2 separate regions of the Mus musculus genome follow, and region 2 is linked to region 1. Evidence: chromatin loops called from intact Hi-C (ENCODE). Cell type or tissue: heart. All regions are shown on one strand.

Region 1 (8,000 bases):
CATCATGGTGGGGAGCGTGGCAGCAGGCAGGTAGGCATGGTGTGGCAGAAGTAGTTGAGAGTTTTACATCTTGATCCTAAGGAAGTGGGCGGGGGGGGGGGAGGAGAGACAGAGACAAAGAGAGACAGAGATAGACATAGAGACAGAGACAGGGAGACAGACACTGGGTCTGGCATGCACTTTTGAAACCTCAAAGTCCACCCCAATGACACACTTCCTCCTTATTAAGGCCACGCCTCCTAATTCTTCTAATCCTTCTCAAAAGCCCAATAGCTAGGGACTAAATATACAAATATATAAGCCTCCGGGGACCATTCTCATTTAAACCATCACAGGCTGTAATCCTATCTCTGAGGGGGCAAAAACAGTGGATCCATAACCAGTCGGCCAGCCAAGCCAAATTGGTGAGTTTCTCAAAAGTAAGGTACAGACCGAAAATGATACCCAACTTAGACACACCCATCCACATGTGTATGTGCACACACGGGTAAGTGTGTCACACTCCCAAAGATGTGAAGACAGATGTACACTGATACTCTCCTATATACATGTGCATACCTAACTCAACACGCCCCTGCACACCAAGCACATGCCTGTGTGTCTCCATCAAAGCTCACACCCAGACACCTGTGAAGAAAGCATGCCTTAGAAACAGCGCAGGTCCCCACAGTGACCCCACATATCTGCTCCTCTCAGGCTCAGCAGGCACACTCACCTGCCACCTAGGAGAGCCGGAGCCACCAGATCGCCAGGCTTCTGGCCAGAGCTGCAGCTGGTCCATGTAGTACTTTTGTGCCGAGTTAAGAAAAGGACACTGCCCCTTATGACACTCTGCCACCATCTGCTGAAAAGTCACCAGGATACAGTTTCTATTAGAATAAGGTCCTTTGCTTTCTATCTGCCGGGGGTGGGGTGGGGGGGTGGGGGGGGTGGCGGGGGAGTCATAGCAATTACATAATTTCATCATGTCTATATTGTGAATAGCACTCCACATACGAGCGCATCCTTAATCTGTGTAAAACTTGTACAACCATACATGGAAGTTCTGCTTATAATCACCCACCTCTACGCAGGCACACACCAACACAGCCAGTCTCCCTACTCAGAACCCGAGTTGCAGAGAGGCATGGAGCTCTTTGTTTCTCCAAGGAGCGCATGTGCTCACAGACCAGATGCAGGCAGGTGTGAAGATGGGGGTGCAGGGGAGCTCCTAAGGCAGTGGGCACCTAGCAGAACCAACTGCTCTGACACGGCGGGGGCGGGGCATGTAGCTGCCCACCCACTACTCGAAGCTTCCCAGCTCCGTTGTGAGCACTGCCTTCCTCCCTCCTCCTTTCTGACCCAGTTTCCACATTCCAGAAATAGCTCTGGCAGGTGACTGGCAGGCGGGTCAGCGGTGGCTCAGCTGCCACTTGTACACGCCCCTCCCCAGCCAGAGGACACCTGGGAGGGGGCACGAGGGCCGGGATATGACCCTTTGGTCTGCCTCTCATCCTGCCTCTCCTTTCTTTATGCTCCTGAGAGGAAGCAAAAACAGTGACAAGGCTCCCTGCCGTCTCTTCCCTCAGCTCCCCCACTCCAATCATCGCCTTCTGTTTCTCCCAAAGCCCTCTGTCTCTCTTCCTTTCCCCAGTTTTGGGCTTTCCCCTCCTCCCTTCTGTGTCTCTCCCACTCCCTCTGAATCACACCACACAGATTCAGAAGCTGAGATATCACACAGGGACCTCAGCAAGTGGCGTGGGGGTGGGGGGAACTACTGTGTGGCACCCTGGTCCTACCAATTACATTCTCTATATCTTCAATTGTGATATGGTCACACAAGAGCTTGTGTGTGCGCGTGTACACACACACACACACACACACACAGATACATACACTTAGGGTCATTCTCCACCCATATTGGAAGCTCCAGGCTGAGTTGGACAAGTTCCAGTCCAGAAAACATTCCAGCTCCTGCTCAGAGGCCCAGGGTACTTTCTTCAGTGCTGTTGTGGCACTGAAGAGGTACGTGTCCCTCCCTGGGCCTCATATTGGTTATCTAGATCTTGGTTGTGACCAATGGTCTTTATCTGTGACCATCCAAGTCACAGGCTGCTTTCCCCCTCTTTTTGTCCTTTTTCTCATCCCTTAGAACTCATCTGGTTTCTTTCATTCCTTTCCCTGCACGCACACACACAGGAAGGGAGTCTGACAAAATCCCTTGTTCTGGTCTCCCAAACCTGGTCCACCCTAATCTCTGGTTATCACACTGCAGATTCCTGTCAGCTCAGCCCATCCAATCCCCAGAGTGTCGGGGCAAACATCCTGTAATTTGAGTGTCATTTCTTACCCCTGAAGCTAAGGTTTGAGATTTAATCTAAGTTAAAGTAGAGTAAGTGCATCACTGCCAATTAGTGATGTCTGCTATGGCCAGAATTACACATACCTGCCATTCCTGACTTAACCTAGTCACACACACACACACACACACACACACACACACACACACACACAATCACAGCAGCGGGTGGGATGGTTCACAAAGCCACTACAGCCTAGAGGAAGTGTCACAGTCAAGGTTATTCAGAAAATAGGTCAAGGAGATGTTTCTCAGAGCCTTGGGTTCTTCATTGTCCTGTGGGGTTAGGAAGGAAGCCACACAAGGACTTGACAAAGAACAGAGAATCATCTGGCAGTGGGAACAAGATGATTAGAGGCTGTCATACTGGTCAGGCAGGGGACACTGGTCCTCTCCGGGCCATAGGGTCAGAGGGAGTAGGATTCAGGAGGCCTTTCTTGGACAACTGCCAGCATTTCCTACTGCTGAAACAGGCACCTCTGCTCAGAGCACTGGGCACAAGGCAGGCTTCCTCCTTACATTCCGCCATGTCCCCGTCCCAGATTGTCCTAGTGAGGGTTTCTGTTGCTGTGACGACAACACCATGACCAAAAAGCAAGTGTGGGAGGAAAGGGTTTATTTGGCTTCCAGATCACAGACCATCATTGGAGGAAGTCAGGACAGGAACTCGAGCAGGGCTGGAACCCGGAGGCAGGAGCTGGTGCAGAGGCCATGGACCTTGCTGCTTACTGGCTGGCTTCCCCTGGTTTGCTCAGCCTGCTTTCTTATAGAACCCAGGACCACCATGAACTGGGCCCTCCCCGACTGATCACTAATTGGGGAAATGCCTTATAGCTGGATCTCATGGAGGCATTTCCTCACCTGAGGCTCCTTCCTCTCTGATGACTCTAGCTTGTGTCAAGTTGACACACAAAAGCAGGAATGCACAGCTTTTCACTGTTCAAATTTTCTTTTCTTTCTTTCCTTCTTTCTTTCTTTCTTTTTTTTTTTTTTTTTTTGGTTTTTCGAGACAGGGTTTCTCTGTATAGTCCTGGCTGTCCTGGCACTCACTCTGTAGACCAGGCTGGCCTCGAACTCAGAAATCCGCCTACCTCTGCCTCCCAAGTGCTGGGATTAAAGGCGTGCACCACCACGCCCGGCTTCAAGTTTTCAAGGGATTTACCAAAATGGTGACCCAAAGGGGAAACCAGCTGCCAGTCTATCTGGAAAGGACCCTTTACCCTCTCCTAGAAGCCCAGGCTCATGCAGGAGGGTCTGAGGCCTATGTGCCAGTGTTACACCTCAGGCCTGGGTCAGCCAACTGCTCCTCTATGCTAGCCTGACTTGGGCAAGGACTCAGTCAGTCACAAAATCGTCCCCATACACACCTTACAGGACCTGAGGCGGGGGGCTGGGAGGGGGGTGACCAACAGAGAAGGGTGCTGACATTCCTCTAGGACCAAGGTCTCAGACTTGGTGAAGTCCAAATTGAAGCTGCCAGTGAGTTAGTTCTTCTGTTCAAGAGAGTGAGCTGGATCAAAGGGTCAAAGACTTGCTGGTGAAAATTCTGTCTCTGCCTGGTTTCTCTCCAGGGGATACTCAGCACTGGGGAATCCCAAAGAGAAAGGGGGACTTGCCCAAGGTTATGCAAGAAGTGTTACTGAATCGAAAGGACACAGCAACACATGAGGTGTCATAGCCATTCAAGAATTTACTTTGTATTTTCACCTAAAGCAAATGAAACTGAATAGCATGGTGTAGCCAACTCCTGCTTTTAGAGTGCTTAGCACAGTGCTGGCATCAAGTAAGTTTGTTGCTTTTGCCATTATTGTGTCTTAATGCAAAAGGTAGACTGGAAACAGTGTTACCTTCTTCATTTCCCACAGTCCTCTGTCAGATCCCAGTACAGAAAGCAGGCAACCAGCGGGCTTGCCAGGCAGCAAAGATCTGTGCTTGGCAGAACCTTCTGTAAATGGACTGTCAGTCTGTGGGCGGGGAGGGGGCTCACTCGGTTGTCACATTTTACAGAGGCACAGAAAGGTTAAGCATCTAACCTAAGGTCACACAAGTGGGATACTGAACCCGTCCTTAGGACCCTTGGGAGCACAGCAAGGGATGAGGCAAAGAGGCAACTAGAAACTGCGCGGCTGAGTAGCTAGGACCCGCGTGCGGGACAGAAAGCCCACGGTGGGCTCTCTCCTCAGCCTCAGTTTCCCTACCTACAGCGAGGCGTCGCCACCAGGGTGAGCCCGCAGGGACGGACGGCCACTCCAACTCCCGTACAGACCACGCATTGCGTTCCAGCTGGAACCGGTTTGGCGGGGCGGTTCGAGAGGGCGGAGCCCCTCACTCGGGCATGCGCGAGTTGGCGCGGGCGCGCACTCCCTTTCAAGACCGGCCGGCCAGGGCGTGGGCCGCGCGGTACGCGTGCGCGCTTGCGCTGTGTCCCGCTTGCGCGCGCCCCCTGGCGGCCCCGGAATCCCGGGCGACGCGCGCGCGGCTGACGCGAGGGGCGGGGCCGGCGCGGGGCTTTAACCCGGAGGCCCCGCCTCTCGGGCGTACAAAACCGGAGCCTCGGGCCGGGCCGCGTGAGGGAGGAGGGTGAGTGCCCGCCGCTGGCCGCAGCTGCCGCCAGTCCATCCGTCACTCCGTCCGTCTGTCCGACCCACGTCGTCGCCGCCGCCGCCGCCGCCTCCTCAGCCCGGACGCCCGGGGCCCGCCCAGCGCCACCCGGAGCAGCCGCGGCCCCGCGAGGAGACGGGCGCCGCCTCCGCCCGGCCCTGCCCTGCCCCGTCTTCCCGTCTGTCCGTCTGTCCGTCCGCCCGCTCGCCCGCGCTTCCGTCCTTCTGTCGGGCCACTGGCCCTCGGGCCCGTGTCTCCGCTGAGCCCGCTTTGTCTCTCCCTAGCTCGCTGTCTCTTTGTCTCTGCTCTCGCGCTCTCGGCCCCTCCCTCGCTCCAGGATCTCGGGTCCCCTCTCCCAGCGCTCCTCTCCTCTCTTACAGCCACGGGTTCTGGCACCCCCATTCTTCTGGACTCCCTAGATCTTTTGGGGCCTCTCCTTCAGAACACACTCCACTCCCCCAGGCCTTTCCTGAGCTTACCACACATCTTGAGGGTCCTTCTTGATGCATGTGCCCCTGATTTCCTGGGGGTTATCTCCACCTAGTCCGCATTTCCCGGAGGGTTTCCCACTTCTCCGGAGCCTCCCATAGCTATCAGAACCTTTTACATCCCTTAGTGGTCTCCTTGAACCCCCAGTGTCTCCCCAGCTCCCTAACTTAAGAACCTCTGCCTTTCCTGGATTTGTCCGCTGTCGCTGTCACTGTCTCTCCTTGTTCTCCGAGCGTCCCACTTCTCTGGACCCGGTCCCCCCCACCCCCCTTGCTCTCCCTGCTTCTTTCACGCGTCTGTGTCGGTGGTCTCATTGCTGTCTCTAACGCCTGCCTCAGCCTTCTCTGCCCGGGGCTCTTGCTCCTTTGCTTCTCTGCCCGATCCCCTGTCGCCCCTTTTCTCTGCTCCTTGTCACTCCCTCTCCCTTTTCTGTCTCTGCCGGGTCTCTGGGTCTCTGACCCCCATCCGGCCCTCATGGCTTTGTGTCTGGAGCTCTTGAAGCAATGTGAGTGGTGGGGTGTCCGGGTCGGGCCGGGCGGAGTCATCCCGCAGGCTGGCCGCGGCAGAGGCTCCATGGGGTTGGCGCTGGGGCAGGGGCTGGCGCTGGGGTAATGAGGCTGTGGGGCCTCTGGACCAGGGGAACAAGGATGGTGGGGCCAGGCTGTCTGGCGAGGGGGTTGGGGGGAAAGGGCCTTCCTGCCCTGAGGCTTCTGCTTGAGTTGCTTAAGTGTGTGGAGTGCGCCCTGGGCTGGGTATCCCTGCTGGTTTGGCCCTGCATGGCCTGGCACTTTGTGATCGCTTGTGGGCAGGCCTGGGCTATTTTGGAGCCGACAGCAGGATGTGATATCACTTGGGCGTTTATTTAGACCCAGCTGGGGGTGGGGGCTGCGTTCTTGCCAACTTGAGTAATGAAATTTTGCAGGGGGTGTGGCTTCTTAGACAGCTGGGCTATATGGTTGTGGTCAGAACTTTTCAAGCTACCCTGAGTGGGCAGGTGAACAGAGGTCTGTAAAACTTGGTCTTACTGAGACCAGGATGAATCGGAGAGGAATCGCCCTTACAATGATACTCTTGATTATTGTATCTGGCTGTCTTAGACTCTGAAATCTTGATTAGACCAGCTCTAAAAAGTTTGACTTTGCCTGTGACCCTTGCACTTAAGTCTCAGGTGTTCCATCTGTAAAAGGGATGGTGAATGGGGGTAGTGGTACCAAGGGGTGTCATGAAGATCAAGTGAGGCATATGCTTTGTAAACTGTCAACCTGCCTTTTGAGAGTCCCAGAGAGAAAGCTTCCCTGAGAGGGTACAGAGCAGGTGCCCAGGACTCGTCCACTCCCATCTGGTTAAGAAGTGTGCCCACCTCTCCAGAATCCCCAGTGCCATCTTGCTTCTCCTCGGTGTGTGAAAATAAGTTGGTATGCCCAGAGAGGTGCTTGTGCTGGGGAACGTTTGAATTTTCTGTGTGCCATTTATTATTTAAGGTTGGACCCTGCTAGTGGTGCCTGAAAACAAAGTCAGCCAGCATGTGGTGAGCCACGGCTGCTTTTCTCTGCGTGGAGCACAAAGGTCCTAGTTGAAAGGTTCTGCTGAGAGCTGGGGTCTGCTATCAAGGGCTCTAGGATGTTCTAGAACTTTGGAACAGGGAGTGAGACTAGATATCATAGTCCCTGCATCTTACAGTTAAGGTGAAAGTCAAGAAAAGCCAGGAGGGGGCTGGAGAAATGGCTCAGCCGTTAAGAGCACTGACTGCTCTTCTGAAGGTCCTGAGTTCAAATCCCAGAAACCACATGGTGGCTCACAACCATCCTTAATGAGATCTGACGCCCTCTTCTGGTGTGTCTGAAGACAGCTACAGTGTACTTAGATTTAATAATGAATAAATCTTTAGGCCAGAGTGAGTGGGACCGACCGGAGTGGGCAACCTTTGTTCCCAGCAACCACATTAAGGCTCACAACCATCAGTACAGCTACAGTGTACTCATATACATTAAATAAATCTTTTTTTATGTATAAAAGAAAAAAAGAAGAGCCTTGTTCCCAGCAACCACGTTAAGGCTCACAACCATCAGTACAGCTACAGTGTACTCATATACATAAAATAAATAAATCTTTTTTTATATATATAAAAGAAAAAAAAAAAAAAGAAGAGCCAGGAGGGCCTGTCTCATGGCCATGTCTTAAGTCACTGCCTTGCTGGTACTACCTGCCCCTGGTGTGTAAAATCAGTCTCTGTGTGTGCCTTGTGATAGGCACAATCCATGGAGACTGCATTGGGAAGGTAAAAGGGCTTGTTACCTGACCCAGAAGTGGAGGAGTCAGGACTCTAGTCCCTATATCTCAGGCAGTGACTGTCCCTTTATTGTCATCTTTCTAACTTAAATTGGAATAAAAAGTCTTATCCTAGGACTGATTCTTTAAAAAAAAAAAATAGTCTTTTTATTTTTTAAGTTGCAAGGCAAAATGCCAAGGTTTTGTCCCCAGTTCTGGTGCTCAACTGCCATGTGACTTCAGACAGCTGGTCTCCTGGTGGAGCTCTGCTTTTCCCTCTGAAGAATGGGGGTGTTGAATATAT
Region 2 (8,000 bases), 140 kb after region 1:
CCAGAGACTTGCCACCTACCAGGGACACTACAAGTCAGCTAGCCCCCAGACTCCCAATCTTAACAGTTACAAGAAAGAAAAAAGGTCTCGGGTTGGGAAAGATGGCTCAGCAGTTAAGAGCATTGGCTCGTCTTCCAGAAGATCCCAGTTCAATTCTCAGCACCCACATGGCAGCCCACACCTGCCTGCAACTCCAGTTCCAGGGGTCCACCACACAGACATATGCAGGTAAGACAGCAATGCACATAAAATAAGAAAGAAGAAAGTTCTTCCCTGAATCTTGTGACTTCTTAGCCCTCCTGAGGGTCACCTTCCTGGGACTTTCCACTGTAATCCCTACGCTCCCATTCCTGGACTCCACATCACAGACTGAACCAAATCTGCATGTGCTACCCAAGTACTCTTCCCTGTCTTTATTCACCGAATAACATGGGCGGTGGCTTCCCCACCGTACGTCAGGTTGCTGCAATCCATCAGTGTGTATCTGAGGCCAGCTCCAACTCCACTGCAAGCAGCTGTCAGGGACACGGGCGGTCGGTCTAGTGGGAAGGAAATAGTCTAATGGCTGAGGCCATGTTTGACTTGCTAAAATCCTAAAACCTCACAAAGACAAATTGTGCCCTACTTCCAAATCTGACTCCTACCTCCAAACCTGACTTCATCAAGTTCTTAGACTCCATCTTAGACCACCCAAGATGTTTATTTTAACCAGATGGATGCCCTGGGATTCAGCCAGATTCTTCACTTCCTAAGAAAGCCTTTCGAGAACTCAAAAAGGGGACAAGTCAGTCTCCCTCTTTCTAAGCTAGGGCTTACCCAGCTCAGCTTCAGGGGAAACCAGAAGCACAGACCGGGTTTCCAGTGGATCTTAACATCTAAGTTGTTGATCACCGTGAGCTACACGGCAGGATCCCAGACCCTCCCAACCTTCATAAACTTGCCTGACTCCTATGAAAAATCAAAATTTGATAAATTTAAGACTTAAAGTTGAGGGGCTGAAGAGATGGCTCAGCAATTAAAGAACACTAACTGCTCTTCCGGAGGTCTTGAGTTGAATTCTTAGCAACCACGTGGTTGCTCACAACCATCTGTAATGGGATCCGATGCACTCTTCTGGTGTGTCTGAAGACAGCTGTAGTGTACTCACACACATACAATTTAAAAAAAAAATTAAAAGTTGAACTTCACAATCTATAACATAAATAGTTGGTGGGTGTTTTTCTCTCCTGTAAAAGCTACTTGCAGGAGTTCTGGGCTGGGTGGGCTGGTGCAGTTCTGTAATACTTGCACTGGGGGCTTGCAGGCAGGAAACCCTGGGTTCAAGTCCTATTACTACATAAAACTAACCAGGCATGATAGTGAGAACCTATAATCCTGGCACTTGGAATAGAGATGTGGGAGGAACCAAAATACAACATCATCCTTTGGTTGGTTGGTTGGTTGGTTGGTTTTTTGAGACAGGGTTTCTCTGTGTAGCCCTGGCTGTCCTGGAACTCACTCTGTAGACCAGGCTGGCCTCGAACTCAGAAATCTACCTGCCTCTGCCTCCTGAGTGCTGGGATCAAAGGCGTGCGCCACCACGCCCGGCTATGAAATCATTTTCAAAAAAAAAAAAAACTACACAGTTATGCCGGGCAGTGGTGGTACATGTCTTCAGGAGGCAGGCAGATCTGAGTTCAAGGCCAGCCTGGCTACAAAGTGAGTTTCAGGACATCCAGGGCCACACAGAGAAACCCCGTCTCAAAAATACAAAAAACCTACAAAGTTACAGCGGTGGCACTGGCATGAAAAAAGACTCCTTTATTGACTAATAGACAGAGAACCCTAAAATAAATGAACCCTTACATGCATGAAGATGGTCAGATTATTCTCAAGAAGGGCCCGAGGGCAATGTGGAAAAGACTCTTTGGGAGGGGACTGGGATCTTGATAGTTGTTTCAACAGATAGAGTTGGAAAACTGAAAATCTACATGCCATGCAAAAGAATGAATCAGAGCTTTCACAAATACACAGAAATGAACTCTAAATAAATGCGAAACTGTGGCTCAGTGTTAGAGGGCTTGCATAGCCTGGGCTACACCCTGAGTTTCATTAACACCAAGAAAAGAGCATGCAAATTTTATCCCCAATTCCTGAACTCCGGCGGCTAAGCCGTAGTGGCGCACGCCTTTAATCCCAGCAATCGGGAGGCAGAGGCAGGCAGATTTCTGAGTTCGAGGCCAGGCTGGTCTACAGTGTGAGTTCCAGGACAGCCAGGGCTATACAGAGAAACCCTGTCACCAAAAAAAAAAAAAAAGAAACAGGGTCTCTTTTCTTTATATAGCCCTGGCTGTCTTGAACATATTATGTAGACTAGGCTGGCCTTGAACTCACAGAGATCCACCTGCCTCTGTCGCTCAAGTACTGGGATTAAAGGCAGTTCCACCTGAAAAACAACTGAATGTCACTCTGCAGCTCAGGCTAGCCTTGAATTCTTGATCCTCCTGACTCCATCTTCCAAATGCCAGATTACTCAAAATATGATTAATCAGTCCTAAGTACGCCACATGAGCACATCTGCACATGTGGGCACACACTCAGTCAAAAATATACACATAAATAAATAAAATAAACTTGGGCGATATGAGACAGGGTCTCACTATGTAGTCCTGGCTGTCTCGGAACTCGCTGTGTAGATCAGCCTGACCTTAAACTCACAGAGATTCACCTGCTTCTTCAGTCTGATGCTGGAACCACACTTGGCAAGATAACTTTTTAAGAGCATACACAGGCTGGCATGGTGAGGCCTGCTTTTAATCTCAGTACCCTGAGGAAGGAGACACAGCTGAAACTGTGTAAGTTTCAGATCAACCTGGCCTATATAGCAAACTCCAGGCCAGCCAAGGGCTCTATAGTGAGATCCTATTTCACACACACACACACACACACACACACACACACACACACACACACACACACCACACACACACACACACACACACACACACACACACACACACACACACACACACACACACACACACACACACACACACACACGACTGGAGAGAGATGGCACAGTGCTTACGAATTCTGGCTTAGGAACACACACACACACACACACACACGACTGGAGAGAGATGGCACAGTGCTTACGAATTCTGGCTTAGGAATTCAGTTCCGGGCTGGACAGAATTAAGAGCACTGATTGCTCTTTCAGAGGTCCTGAGTTCAATTCCCAGCACCCACATCATGGCTCATAACCATATGTAATGGGATTCAATGCCCTCTTCCTGTGTGTCTGAAGACAGCAACAGCATATATATGTACATATGTGTGTGTGTGTGTGTGTGTATATATATATACACATATATATTTGTGTATACACACACACACACACACACACACACATATATATATATATATACACACACATATAAAATAAACTTTTAAAAAAGAAATCAATTCCAAGCACCTGAATGACTGCGCCCAACTATCTGTAGGAGATATGTCGCCCTCTTAGGCAGCAGGCACACAAAGTGGTGCACACACAGACACACACACACACACACACACACTGCAGGCAAAACACCCATACTATGGAATGAAATAATTATTTTTAAAAAGAAAAGAACTCGGATTTAGAGTAAAATAAACCCAACTACTAACTCAATGATTCCAGGCAAATTACTTTGCCTTTATAAACTCACTGCATAAAAGTGATGTTCCGGGCTGGAGAGATGGCTCATAGATTAAGAACACTAGCTGCTCCTCCAGAGGTTCTAAGTTCAATTCCCAGCAACCACATGGTAGCTCATAACCATCTATAATGTGATCTGGTAACCTCTCTTCTGGCCTGCAGGCAAACATGCAGCCAGAACGATGTATACATAATAAACAATTCTTGGGGGGTTTTTCTTTTCTTTTGTTTTTTAGTGATATCCCTTAGCATAGCACATCCTGTGTGGCACCATCTGGAGGATGGGACTGATTTTGCTCATTTGTCTGTTTGAGGCAGCATCTCTCACTCTGTATGCTAGACCAGCTTCGCTGTGTAACCCAGGTCAGACGGGGCACGGGATCTTGGAATGTAGCCAGGCCAGCCTAACATTCCTCCCCGGGTTTGGACTGCAGACGAGTCACAGTGTACACCACAACGTGTCTTTGTACAAGTTCGCAGGGGGTGCTGCTCCTTCTGTCCTTTCAAAACACATCCTGGGAAGTGCTAACAACACACAGTGAGGACGGGGTAGCTAGCCCGACACCTACTACTTTTCTATTCCCCCTAGTGGGGTTCTCCCCTGGTTTCAACTTGCCTCATCCTTAGGAAAGAATTTCTCTCTTGGGATCTCAGCTTCACATTCGGATCTCAGAAGAGAACGCTGAGCAAGAGGAGACGTTAGGGTTCACAGAATTGTTTTTTTTCCCGTTGAGACAGGTTGTCGTGACCGGGGACTTACCATCCTCCAGCAGGTAGACAGGCTTGCACCATCGCCAGGCGAGGGAACTTTGGTTTGGTTTTTGTTTTTGTTTTGTTTTCCATAGTCATGAACAAAGTCGTGAATAACGTGTAGGTTTAGGAGAGAACGCACAGAAGGTAACTCCAGTGGGGCAGCCCAGGGCTTCCGGGGACCAAGGACCCGGCTCGGGAGGCGGAGCAGGATGCAAGGCCACTTCTTCTTTGTGTCGCTCCGGGGGACGAGCCGCGGCTCAGCCGGCAAGGAAACGTACAATCTCGGCTTTCCTCGGAGGGGCTGTGCCTCAGTCTTCACAGCGCCTCCTCGCGCACAGATCGCCTCCGGGCCGCACTTGTCCCTTCTCGCTCACCGTCCCCTGGCGTCCGCCGGAAGCTTCTGTCACTTCCGCCCACCGGAGGGGACGCTCGCGTCGAGGCGTCGCCGAGCTTCGGAGCCGACCGCCGCGTGGCCGCCGATTGGCTGCGTGCGCACGTCATCAGGGCCCCGCCCCTCCCTCGGCGGCGCCTGCTCCGTGGAGCTTAGCGAGCCGGCCGCTGGGCAGAGCGAGCAGAGCCTCGGCGGGCCACTGTCCCTCGCTGCCCGGACTACCGCTGCCGCCCCGCGCGCCGAGTCCCGCGGTCCCAGACCCCGACTCCCTTCGGCTTGGCCCGCGCGCCCCACGCCCGGCTCGGGCGGCGCGACGGGAGGATGAGCGGCGGGCGGCGGAAGGAGGAGCCGCCTCAGCCGCAGCTGGCCAACGGGGCCCTCAAGGTGTCCGTGTGGAGCAAGGTGCTGCGGAGCGACGCGGCCTGGGACGACAAGGTGCAGAAGGCCCGGCGAGGGAGGACGGGCCCGGGTCTCCCTCGCCCCGGCCAATCGGCCGGGCGCGGCCATGGGAGCAGGGAGCGGGGTGCCAAGGGGGCCGGCGCGTAGTGGAGCGAGCGGAGCCCCTGCTATCCCCCGCCGTTTGCTCCGCAGGATCCGGAGTAGTTAGCGCTTCTGAAGACTGCGCACGTGCCGGGTGCGGAATCCCTGAAGTGCGTTTACTTTGCACATTGCGAGGGGTGGCTCTGTCCTTGCTCGCTTAGATGAGAAAGAAGACATGCCCTGTGAGCTTTAAGATTCGAGAGCCGGTTCTAAGACCACCTTAAGAGGGTGTGAGTTAGTAAGAAAGTCGCTAGACATGGGTTAGAAGAGGTTGGGGACTTAAAGATGCACTCGCTGGTCATCTCCAGAGGATCTGAGCCTGGACGCCTCCTATCATTGCTCCATTCTGTGATCTTCAAGCCTGTCACCATTCAGCCCGATTCTAGATGGTTTGAAAAGAATGCTATATTTGGACTCCTTCCGTTGTTTGGACTGTTGAAATTGGGCTTCCCTCCCTTCAGTTCCGCCATGGAGGGGGGGAGTACTTCCTGAAGGTGCCCTTGGCCTGCCCCCAGCCCTGCCCAGCTCTTGCAAAACCTGTCGTCTTTGTGAACTGCTGTGTCATATTTTTTATCTTCCCCGGTCCAAGGACTGGTGTCTGGAGTCCAGGGCAGTTCACAAACCTGAGTGCTCTTTGTTGGGTGAAACTTAGATGAGCTGGCACAGGCCTAAGCACACACTTCTCCACCACCACACTTTCCTAACTCTGGCTTTCTCAAAAGTCGCTGTACAGGAAGGGTGGGAACTGAAGTTAATAGTTTTTCTTCCTGGAGACTCTCTAGAACTTAGCTGGCCAGCCAAGGGTTATCTGTGGCCAGGAGCACAGTGCCCATTGTCACTTCAAAACAAACTTCTATTTACGCAGCTTCTTTTAAAGAAGTAACGACTTCTCTAAAATATGGTAGAGAACAGGCTCTGGAATTAGTCACTTAATAGTCTAAATATATTGTTTCCCATCACACTTTAGTAGAAGGAATGACAGAAGAACCACATATGGAGCAAGGTGGTGGTGGTAGTGCACTGGGAGGCAGAGGTCGGGGAATCCCTGAGTTGCAGGCCAGCCTGGTCTACAGAGTGAATTCCAAGACAGCCAGAGCTACACAGAGAAACCCTGCCTCGAAAACAACAACAAAAAAGAACCACATATGGGGACTAGAGAGGCCTCAGCAGTTTAGAGTGGGCTCCAATCCAAGCACCCATATGGTGAGTCACAACGGTCTGTAACTCCAGTTCTGAGGAGTTCCAGTGTTCCAGCATCCATGGGCAGCAGGCACATACATGGTGCTCATGCATACATTAAGATAAAACATACAGGGCTGGTGAGATGGCTCAGTGGGTAAGAGCACCTGACTGCTCTTCCGAAGGTCCGGAGTTCAAATCCCAGCAACCACATGGTGGCTCACAACCATCCGTAACAAGATCTGACTCCCTCTTCTGTAGTGTCTGAAGACACCTACAGTGTACTTACATATAATCAATAAATCTTTAAAAAAAAAAGATAAAACATACATATAAAATAAGTTTAGAAAAAAAAGAAAAGAGCCATGTGCTTAGCTAGACATTGTGAACCACACCTTTAGTTCAGTACTCTTGACCCAAGGCCTAGTTTACATAGCAGATTCCAGGGCTACTTAATGAGTTTGTAGGAAATATTTAATAAGCTTTTGCTTCTCCACCTGTAGCTGTCCTGTGGCAGCCACTCCAGATAACGCATACATTGTGTCTTTTCTATAGGATGAATTTTTAGATGTGATCTACTGGTTCCGACAGATCATCGCTCTGGTTTTGGGTGTCATTTGGGGCGTTTTGCCCTTGCGAGGCTTCTTGGGAATAGCAGGGTAAGTCTTGGGTATCACAGTCTTGTGGTTTTTGTCTCACTCTGGAGCTTAGAACTTACAGGAGCTCTCTTATACGCGCTAGGATTGTGAGCAAGACACAGTGTTCAGGATCCTCATTTCTATTTTTTATTTAAAAAAAAATTCTTTTAAAGGCACAGGGTCTCGTGTAGCCCAGGTTGCCCCGTGACTCCTGCTCCTTTTGCCTCCTTTTCCCAAGTGCTGTTGGTGATTACAGGCGTGCATCAACATGCTTGGTTGGCTCTGTTTTCCTTTTATGACTGGCACTGTGTGCATCTGATTACTAAAGCAAAGAAGTGAGCATTAGCACTCCTGGGCTGCAGTGTTCTTAGTTCCTCGGCCTGGGAGCATCTCATGTTGGCGTACTGTCCTAAGACTGGGCCAGTCTGTTTATTCATGGCTCTAACATGCCTTCTTTTGAGCGGTTATGTTATTGGCAACAACTGTGGCCTATGTGGAAGTTTGGGAAGTAGAGGAGCTTTGTAGTTGATGACCTTTTTGTTGTTTTGGTTTGGTTTTGTTTTTGCTTTGCATTTTGCTTGATAAACAGCCCTTGGCCTTGGCAGGAGTTACTTTCTAGGTCCCTACATTTTAAAAGTGGAGGCCTGACTTTGCACATTTTACTTTCCTCCTGGCCAACGACAGCAGCCATGACACCTGCTCATGGTTCGGGCTAAGCAGTTAGTGAAAGCAAGTCTGTGCCGGTGAAACTGCATTTAAAGGCAGTTAAGTTGGAACTGTGAGTAAGCTCTTACAGAAGGAAGGAAGAAGGCTGCTTTTT

Evidence for each region. Peaks named below come from ENCODE experiments on the same cell type or tissue, not always from the same donor. Only the 100,000 strongest peaks of a DNase experiment are listed, where the experiment ranks them.
Region 2: a loop joins it to region 1, with 4 times the contacts of the local background. A loop is called at or near these places in 9 of 42 quality-filtered maps.

Annotation. Positions count from the first base shown.
Region 1 is chr2:156,716,170-156,724,169 of GRCm38, forward strand. The region is part of intron 7 of Dlgap4 (DLG associated protein 4); the gene reads left to right. 4930405A21Rik (RIKEN cDNA 4930405A21 gene) reads right to left here and starts at 4,740. Exons shown (of 4, transcript NR_040505.1): 1 at 4,537-4,740; 2 at 716-844; 3 at 1-76. In heart, CTCF peaks have their summits at 4,778 (motif pointing left), 6,210 and 7,282 (motif pointing left); DNase peaks (open chromatin) are centred at 1,332, 2,892, 4,732, 6,232 and 4 weaker places; H3K4me3 peaks cover 5,447 bases; H3K27ac peaks cover 5,531 bases.
Region 2 is chr2:156,858,160-156,866,159 of GRCm38, forward strand. It overlaps Rab5if (RAB5 interacting factor), which reads left to right and starts at 4,963. Exons shown (of 4, transcript NM_026124.3): 1 at 4,963-5,258; 2 at 7,098-7,201. The coding sequence starts at 5,145. It overlaps 5430405H02Rik (RIKEN cDNA 5430405H02 gene), which reads right to left and starts at 4,786. Exons shown (of 3, transcript NR_027914.1): 1 at 4,440-4,786. In heart, a CTCF peak has its summit at 4,809; DNase peaks (open chromatin) are centred at 4,142, 4,862 and 5,852; H3K4me3 peaks cover 3,268 bases; H3K27ac peaks cover 2,966 bases.